2 separate regions of the Homo sapiens genome follow, and region 1 is linked to region 2. The links are chromatin loops, found by intact Hi-C in ENCODE. Cell type or tissue: adrenal gland. All regions are shown on one strand. Region 1 has its middle 44 kb from the start of MTHFD1. Region 2 overlaps SPTB (spectrin beta, erythrocytic).

Evidence for each region. Hi-C counts contacts between places; a loop is a spot of excess contacts. Peaks named below come from ENCODE experiments on the same cell type or tissue, not always from the same donor. Only the 100,000 strongest peaks of a DNase experiment are listed, where the experiment ranks them.
Region 1: a loop joins it to region 2, with 4 times the contacts of the local background. A loop is called at or near these places in 16 of 110 quality-filtered maps.

Annotation. Positions count from the first base shown.
Region 1 is chr14:64,342,569-64,346,568 of GRCh38, forward strand. It overlaps the pseudogene TEX21P. Among named protein-coding and RNA genes, the nearest start is that of MTHFD1, 44 kb to the right of the region's middle. In adrenal gland, a CTCF peak has its summit at 1,768 (motif pointing right); no DNase peak of the experiment used is centred here.
Region 2 is chr14:64,762,725-64,766,724 of GRCh38, forward strand. All of the region lies in intron 32 of SPTB (spectrin beta, erythrocytic), which reads right to left. Among named protein-coding and RNA genes, the nearest start is that of MIR7855, 21 kb to the right of the region's middle. RefSeq lists an enhancer at 3,643-4,000. In adrenal gland, a CTCF peak has its summit at 2,180 (motif pointing left); DNase peaks (open chromatin) are centred at 37, 1,437 and 2,007; H3K4me3 peaks cover 381 bases; H3K27ac peaks cover 2,057 bases.

The DNA of each region.
Region 1 (4,000 bases), 420 kb before region 2:
AGTTTCTATCACAAAGGTATGTCATCAAAAAGAATGAAGGGTGATGTAATGTTGAAGCTAGTATCCATGTACCTTCCTGACAGATGTCAAATATTACAGTGCTTCCCTTTAAAATCAAAATATTTAGGCTGGGCACGGTGGCTTATGCCTATAATCACAACACTTTGGGAGGCTGAAGTGGGTGGATCACCGGAGGTCAGGAGTTCGAGACCAGCCTGACCAACAAGGTGAAACCCCGTCTCCACTAAAAATACAAAAATTAGCCGGGCGTGGTGGCAGGCCCCTGTAGTCCCAGCTACTCAGGAGGCTGAGACAGGAGAATTGCTTGAACCTGGGAGACGGAGGTTGCAGTGAGCCGAGATTACGTCACTGCACTCCAGCCTGGGTGACACAGCAAGACTCCATCTCAATAAATATATAAATAAAATCAAAACATTCCATGGCATGCTGAGATCCTTACAGTGCACCAGTGTGCCTTGGCACACAGTTTGGGAATCATGGCTGTGGCCATTTGGAAAGTGATTCTCATTTATCCCTTGAATGAATATTCAAGATAATTATTTTGTTCCAAAATGGTACTTCTGTAAGGTCCAGTATAATCTCACCCCGCCCATGCTGAAGAGCTCTCTAAAACAGGCATCGAGTCCCACAGGCCTGTCCAGATTCTGACTTGTTCCCACAGAGGATATCTTGGGTACATCTAAAACTACCTCGGAAGGTGAGCAGTTTCCATTTTTATTTTAAATTTTAAATTTTATTCATTTATTATTTTTTGAGACAGAGTCTCACTCTGTCGCCCAGGCTGGAGTGCAGTGATCTTGGCTCACTGCAACCTCCACCTCAGCCTCCTGAGTAGCTGAGAATAGTTTCTTGAAAGTCACTAAGCTACAAACAACCATTACAGAAATCAAGATATGTTATTAGTTTGGGTCACCCAGGTATTATGTACAAAGAATTGGTACTAGAAATTTAGTCTTATTAAACATTATTAAATGTAATATATTCTACTTTCAAACAATATTTTTAAGCTAGAAAAATGGTCTCTTCTATTACAATAACTCTATTTAAAATTTCCTTTGCATTTAAATTTTTTCTTGCTTTTACACTTTTATAGAGTAAACTTAATTTTATTGCTGCTTATTTTGTTATTTTTCATCCATAAGGTAATTACGTTTTGGACTTCTGATTTGCTGAATGATAATACCAGTCCCCTAAAAACACATTTTTCTACCCATCCTCCAAAAACCATAGTGATCAACACGGAGATCAAATAAAAACTACCTATAAATCATGCCTAAAGCAAAACTAGAGAATACCACAAACTTCAATTTGCATGTTAGTGGGGAAATAAATATTCTAAACCAGCAGAGGCAGCTACAGAGGAAGGTGCAGCTAATTTTCACTGGTGTAGAACACAGACAACCTTACCCCCAGAAACAAGACAGATCATAAATGGTGAAATACCAAGAACAAATCTGAGATCTGGTGGATCAGAACACTGACAAATGAAGGAAAAGCAAGGGTCTTGGAAGCACATGAGACCAAAAATGGCAGTTGTAGAGGGCAAGGTTTCTGAGGGGAGAGGGAGGTAGTTGTGTTCCTTGGAGGCTTGGTAATAAAGGAAAAGAAAAAAGCAAACAGTGGAAATTAATATGTTTATACAAATGAGACAGTATTACAGAATCAGACATCATATAAACCCTCACTCCCAAAAAGGCTTGATCTAGTAAACTTTAGAAACTGCACTCACTGTGCCAACAGAAGAGGGTAGTATTGAGCTAAGGAACCTAGTGAGTAAGCCCTGCCTCCAGCTACCCTAAAGTAGAAACATCTGAAGACCAGAGCAATTCAAGGAATTTGAAAGTGAATACAGACAAATGGCAAATTATATTCACATAAAATTACTTTAAGAAGAAAATAGAAAGACACTATCATCTAAACTGTTCAGGCGATGAAAAAAAAAATACTCCCAAAAGACAGCCATGGGCCGGGCATGGTGGCTCACACGTGTAATCCCAACACTTTGGGAGGCCAAGGAAGTTGGATCACCTGAGGTCAGGAGTTCAAGACCAGCCTGGCCAACATGGTGAAACCCCATCTCTACTAAAAATACAAAAATTAGCCGGGCATGGTAGCACTGCCTGTAATCCCAGCTACTCAGGAGGTTGAGGCAGGAGAATTACTTGAACCCAGTAGGTGGAGGTTGCAGTGAGCCGAGATCATGCCATTGCACTCCAGCCTGGGTGACAAGAGCGAAACTCCATCTCAAAAAAAAAAAAACAAAAAACAAAAAAAAAAACACAGCCGTGAAACACAGGACAAATATTTGACACAACACCCCTGAAAAAAATTAAATATCAATTTTTAAAGGATTTGCAAAAATGGGGGGAAAAACTTTATTTTGAATCAGAAATGTAATAATTCAGAATAGTCCAAGATATCTAGATGTGAGAGTTGAACTCAGGCAAGAAAACACTAAATCATCTAAAAAGTGAAGAGTGAACTACAAGGTGACCAAAGGAAAACAGATTTGACTGAAAATAAAATAAGGGACTAGACACGGTGGCTCACACCTGTAATCCCAGCACTTTGGGAAGCCAAGGCAGGAGAATTGCTTGAGCCCAGGAGTTTGAGACCAGCCTGGGCAACATGGTGAAACCCTGTCTCTACAAAACATACAAAAATTAGGTGTGGTGGTGGCACGCCTATAGCCCCAGCTACTCGGAAGGCTGCAGTGAGAGGACTGCTTTAGCTCAGGAGGTCGAGGCTGCAGTGAGCCATGAGCATGCTACTGCACTCCAGCCTGGGCAACAGAGTGAGACTCTGTCTCAAAAAATAAAAGAGAGGAATAGAAACAATCAAGAAAGTGAACACACAGAAGTTAAAGAGAGAAAAAAGTGAAAATGCTAATATCATGACTTTATGTTTTAAGCATATCTTAAGGTATAAGTTTCATAAGCAACTAATATATGGAGAAGTGACATATAATTTAAAAATTGCCCCAGATGATCAGTTGGCCTTTAAAAAATTCTCTCGAAATATTTGCTTTATAAGTATAGTGAAAATCTAAGCAAGTTAAGAAGCACTACTATATTCTCCTAGACAGTGACACAGAAAGTGACACACATGGTTTCCCCTGAGCTTCACATGATGACACATGATGTCATAGAACTCTACACTCCTGGTCACTTGTTAGAGTATATAAAATAATCATATATCCCATCCCTAGCCACTGTGGGTTTAGCAGGGATAAGCACTTGACCTAAACTGGGTCAATAAGACCTTTTCTTGGGATTCTCTCTCCTGTCACAGAAACTCCATATAAATCTCCATGGTTGCCAGTGATCATGTTTCCTGTCATGGAGAAAACCAACCAGCAGTCAGACAGATGAGCTGACACATAGATGCCAAGAAGTGACCATGAGAAAGGGCTTGTAGGTTCCAGGTGCTGATCCTGGGGCCCAGGTGTATCTCCGCCCACCTGGAGGTTAGGTTGTTTAACTCATGATTCCATAAGCCAATATTCCCTTTTGTCAAGTTAGTTACAGTCTAAGTAGGCGTGGGTGTTTATCACTTCAACTAAATTAATTTTAATTTTACTATTTTGAAAAAACCTCTTGTTCTTGTCCTGATACTTCTTCAGGTGCGCTCTTTGCTGTTGGGGGCTCAGAAGTGACAGCATCTAACATCTGCTGGGTCTTCTCTTTGTCTGATCTTGCCTTTTGCTCTGCAGAGTCTAATGTAGTTTTCAAGTTTTCTGTTTTCACAACTGCCTTCTCTTTCATCGTTTCAACATTTGCCTTCTCTTTCATCCTTTCAACATTTGCTAAAGATTGCCTGAGCTCTTCAATTGTTTTGTCCTGTGACAGCATATAAGATGGGGGAAAGGAAGGAAATAACTAGGATTAGATCTCTTCTAAATAACAGTTATGATAACTCTTGCTTCTTTTCCTTTTCTTTCTTTTTTTATGAAGACAGAGATATATGGAAAAGAAAAACA
Region 2 (4,000 bases):
CCCTTGGGGAAGAGAGCTTTCCCTGACTTCCTGACGAGAAGGCTGATAACGAGGGGGCACCCAGCAGCTGCTTTCTGGAGTGACCTGGCATCCCAGGGTCCCGTCTGCACTACAGCCTGGATCTAGCCTTGGGGCTTGGAGGCAGGCAGGGTATGTTTATCCCACACAGTGAGCCCTAGCAAAGGTGATTAGGAGCACCAATCCCTTTCAGGGACGTCACACATGGCATCACCGCAGCCCTGCTGAGGGAGTTCTCAGAGCAGTTCACACTTCACTTCCCAAAACCAGAATCAGGCACAGTGGACAGGAAGATGCGCAGGGCTGTGCACTAGGGACCTTTAGCCTGGGGGGACTTGCAGCATCATCAACACCATTTCTTCTCCATGCAATCCACCTCCTTCTCTCCCAGGAGAAAACAGCCTCTCACCACACATTACACTGGGGCTTCTGAGGCACCCAGAGCCTGGGAGGTGGGGGATGCTCAGCAGGACCCCCAAGTGCTTCCCAGGGCCACAGCCCCAGGTGAAGGGGAGATGCTTAGTCTGGAGCAGGTCTGCCTGCCCACTGCCGAGGGCTCCCTCGCAGACCTGGGCCTCCTTCAGGGCACTGTCCTTACCGTAGCAGAGGTGCAGCCCCACCTCTAGTCCCCCACAGGGACGAAGGCAAACACCCCAGCCCTTTACTACTTCTTTCCCATCTCCCGTCTCACACCAGTGGGTACCTGAGACCAGCCAGGTACCACAGCACTAAGCACCAGGCAAGAGGAAAGTGGTGAAAACCACCTCTCCCAGCCCCTCCCTGTAATTTGCTAAATTGCTGACATACAGAAATGTTCCAGACTTTCCGTAATTCTCCAGAGAAGGCTTTATAAGAGCGCGGAGACTCAGGGGATTAGGTGGTTTTTATCTCAAATCACGCAGGAAGTTACCAACAGAATTAAGGACTAGAACCCAGATGTCCTGACTTCCCCTCCAGCAGTTTTGTCTTTCGTGAGTGAGGTCTTGTTTCTTCTGCCTGGCCTCCCATGCACTTACCTGTATGAACGGATTGGCCTTTACCAGAACGTGCTCTAATGTAAAAAGGCAAGAGGTGAGGGAAGGCGGTGGGACCGTGCAGTGATGTGCTTGAGAAAGAGGCTGATGTGTGGGATGGCAGCTTCAGTCACCACGTGCACACACACGTGGGGAAGGGGAGGACTGGGGTGGGGTGCCACCCTGTGGTGTGCAGCTGTCCAGACAGGAGCAGGGGTGCCTGGTCCACTCCCATCAGTTCCCCCCAGCAGGAAGCCGACATGCACAGTGAGGGATTGTACATGAAGCAACACCGCATGGATCTATTCTGTAGGGCACCGACACCAGACCACACACAGAGGACCAGCAGGAGAGCCACCATCCCCCAGGACTATCCCCAAGGGGAGGCGCAGCCATTGGCCATCCCTTCCTGGGAGAGGCCTGCGGTTCTGTGAAGGGGTAGTTCCAGGCAGGCTGGAAGGACCAGCCACTGGGCTTGCAAGGAGCCTTCTAGAGCCAGGTTGGGCTTTCCCGACAGGCTCTGTCCTCCTCTTTCTTGCATCGAAGGTGGATGGGGTATTAGGCCCTCCCTCTGAGGTTCGTGGATCCCCATGAGAACTTAACAAAAGGCTCAGAAGGGAGCAGCAGCAGGAAATCTGTGCGTGAGGCCTTGGGTCTGTGTTCGTTTGAGTCACCATCTGGTTTCTTTCCGGTACCGGGCACAAGCCAGTCTTCCCATCTGCTGGAGTGGCTGGCTCTCCGGAAAGGGTCTCAAATGTGGGCTCACTTCTTCCCCCAAAGAGATCATCAGGTCCAAACAGGTTTTATTCCCCCCAACCCAGTGACATTCAGGTGTTGGCTGGAGGCGGCTCTGATGCACAAGTAATTACATTTGCACAGACACAGATGACACAGACAGTGGATGGAGTCGCTCTGGTGCTCACAGAGGAGCCCGCACACCAGGACACCGCCACATGCAGACACACAGGGACGCATGGCAGAAGCAGGCGGGGGCAGGGTGCAGGGCCCTAGCCCGTGTCCGCAGTCTGTGCCGGCCCCCCAGAGTTCGCTCTCCTTCCGGCAGGGGCTGTTGCTGGGAAAAAGGGGCTGGGACACAGTCCACCACAGACAGGGAGGCGACCCCACATGCGATGACGGGAGCTTCGGAGGGAACTTCTGGGAGAGACCCTTCAGCAGGAGCCCAGCAGTGCCCTCTGCTGGGCATGGTGGGCTGGTGCAGCTAGGAAAGGGAGGCCTCTGGCCAGGCTGGAGGCCACAGAGGAGTGTGTGCGTGTGTGTGTGTGTGTGCGCGCGCGCGCGCGGGTGGTGGATGGGGGTGGGTGGGGAGGGCATCTGTCTCTCTCAGAGGGTGAGAAGGGCTGAAAAAGGGAGGCCTCACTATCTGTATATGTTTCTGGGTGTGACTGGTGTACCAGAAACTTCCATGTGGAATGCCAGTCTTCCTAACCTCACCCCCAGGTTCAGGCGGGCTCACGGGACACCTGGAGAGGTGGGCTGCAGGAAGGATCTGTGGCTCCCTTGGCCCCCAGTGCAGCCTGCCACAGCGGGGACATGCAGGGGGAAGCCGTGCAAGCCGTGTGCTGAATTCTTGCTTTCTTCTCGGTCAGCTGCTCCCCAGAGCAGCTCCCTAAGCCTGGGTGACAGCCTCCCAGGCTCCCTGCACAGACCCCATGGAGTCCTAAGGGGCCTGCTCCAGGTAAGGTCCTGAGGCGCATGCCCTAGGCCTCTGGCAGCTGCTGTCTTGGGCTCTCCCTGTCCCTTGAGCCAGGCCTCTGGCTCATCCTCCTTTCCGACAAGTTGGGGGGCTGACCTCTGTTACTCAAAGCCCTGGGATTCTCCTCAATTTTGCAGGCTTCCTTCAAGTCTGTTCTTGCCCCAGAACCAGCTCCATATCCAGACTCACTGACCCACAGGCCTCAGGCCAGATCGGTGGAAAGAGGAGAGGGCTCTGCATAGGGGGAAAGAATCGCCTACAAGGATGGGCACCCCCACTTCACCACTGAAGATGCCTGTGGTGGGGCAGGTGGGATGGGACAGCTGAGTGATTGGGGTGTGTGTGTGTGTGAGTGTGTGTGTGTGTGGGGGTGTGGTGTGTGCACATGTATGTGTGTGTGTGTGTGGAGGTTGCGGTGTGTGCATGTGTGTGTGTGTGGGGGTGTGGTGTGTATGAGTGTGTATGTGTGTGGGTGTGAGTGTGTGGATGTGTGTGTATGGGGTGTGGTGTGTGCATGTGGATGGGTGTGGTGTGTGCATATTTGTGTGTGCATATGTGTGTATGTGGGTGTGTGGGTGTGCGTGAGGTGTGTATGGGGGGTGTGGTCTGTATGAGTATGCGTGTGTGGGTGTGTGTGGATGTGTGTATGGGGATGTGGTGTGGGTGCATGTGGGTGGGTGTGGTGTGTTTGTGTGTATGTGTATGTGTGTGTGTATGTGTATGTGGGTGTGTGGTTGTGCGTGAGGTGTCTGTATATATGGGGGTGTGTGGTGTGTGTGCATGTGGGTGTGTATTTGTGTGTGCATGCATGTGTGTGTGGGCATGTGCCTGTGTGTAGGTGTGGGTGCAGGGGGTGAGTACTGCCTAGAGGAAGGAGTTGGAAAATGGGGAAAAGGACGGTGTACAGAAATGCACTAATCATCTCTGGCTAGTGTTTCCCCTCATGTAAATGGTGATATATTTATACAATAAAATTTATTACATTAGGTAAAACAAAACTAATAACGTCATGTCACTGGGCTGGCCTGTTTCCTCTGCGCTGTGGGGAGGAGTGGAGGAGGCTAGTACTCTCATGAAGAACACCTCAGTGAGGACGTAGCCTGCTCTGCTGGGAGGTGGCTGCAGGGATGTGGGGAGGATGGAGGGCGGGGCTGCGCCAGCTCATCTCGCCTCCACCTGGGCTGAGCCTAGTAGGGGTGAGAGGGCTCTGGCTGCAGTGACTCCCAGGAACTAGACAAACGAGACCAGAGACTGA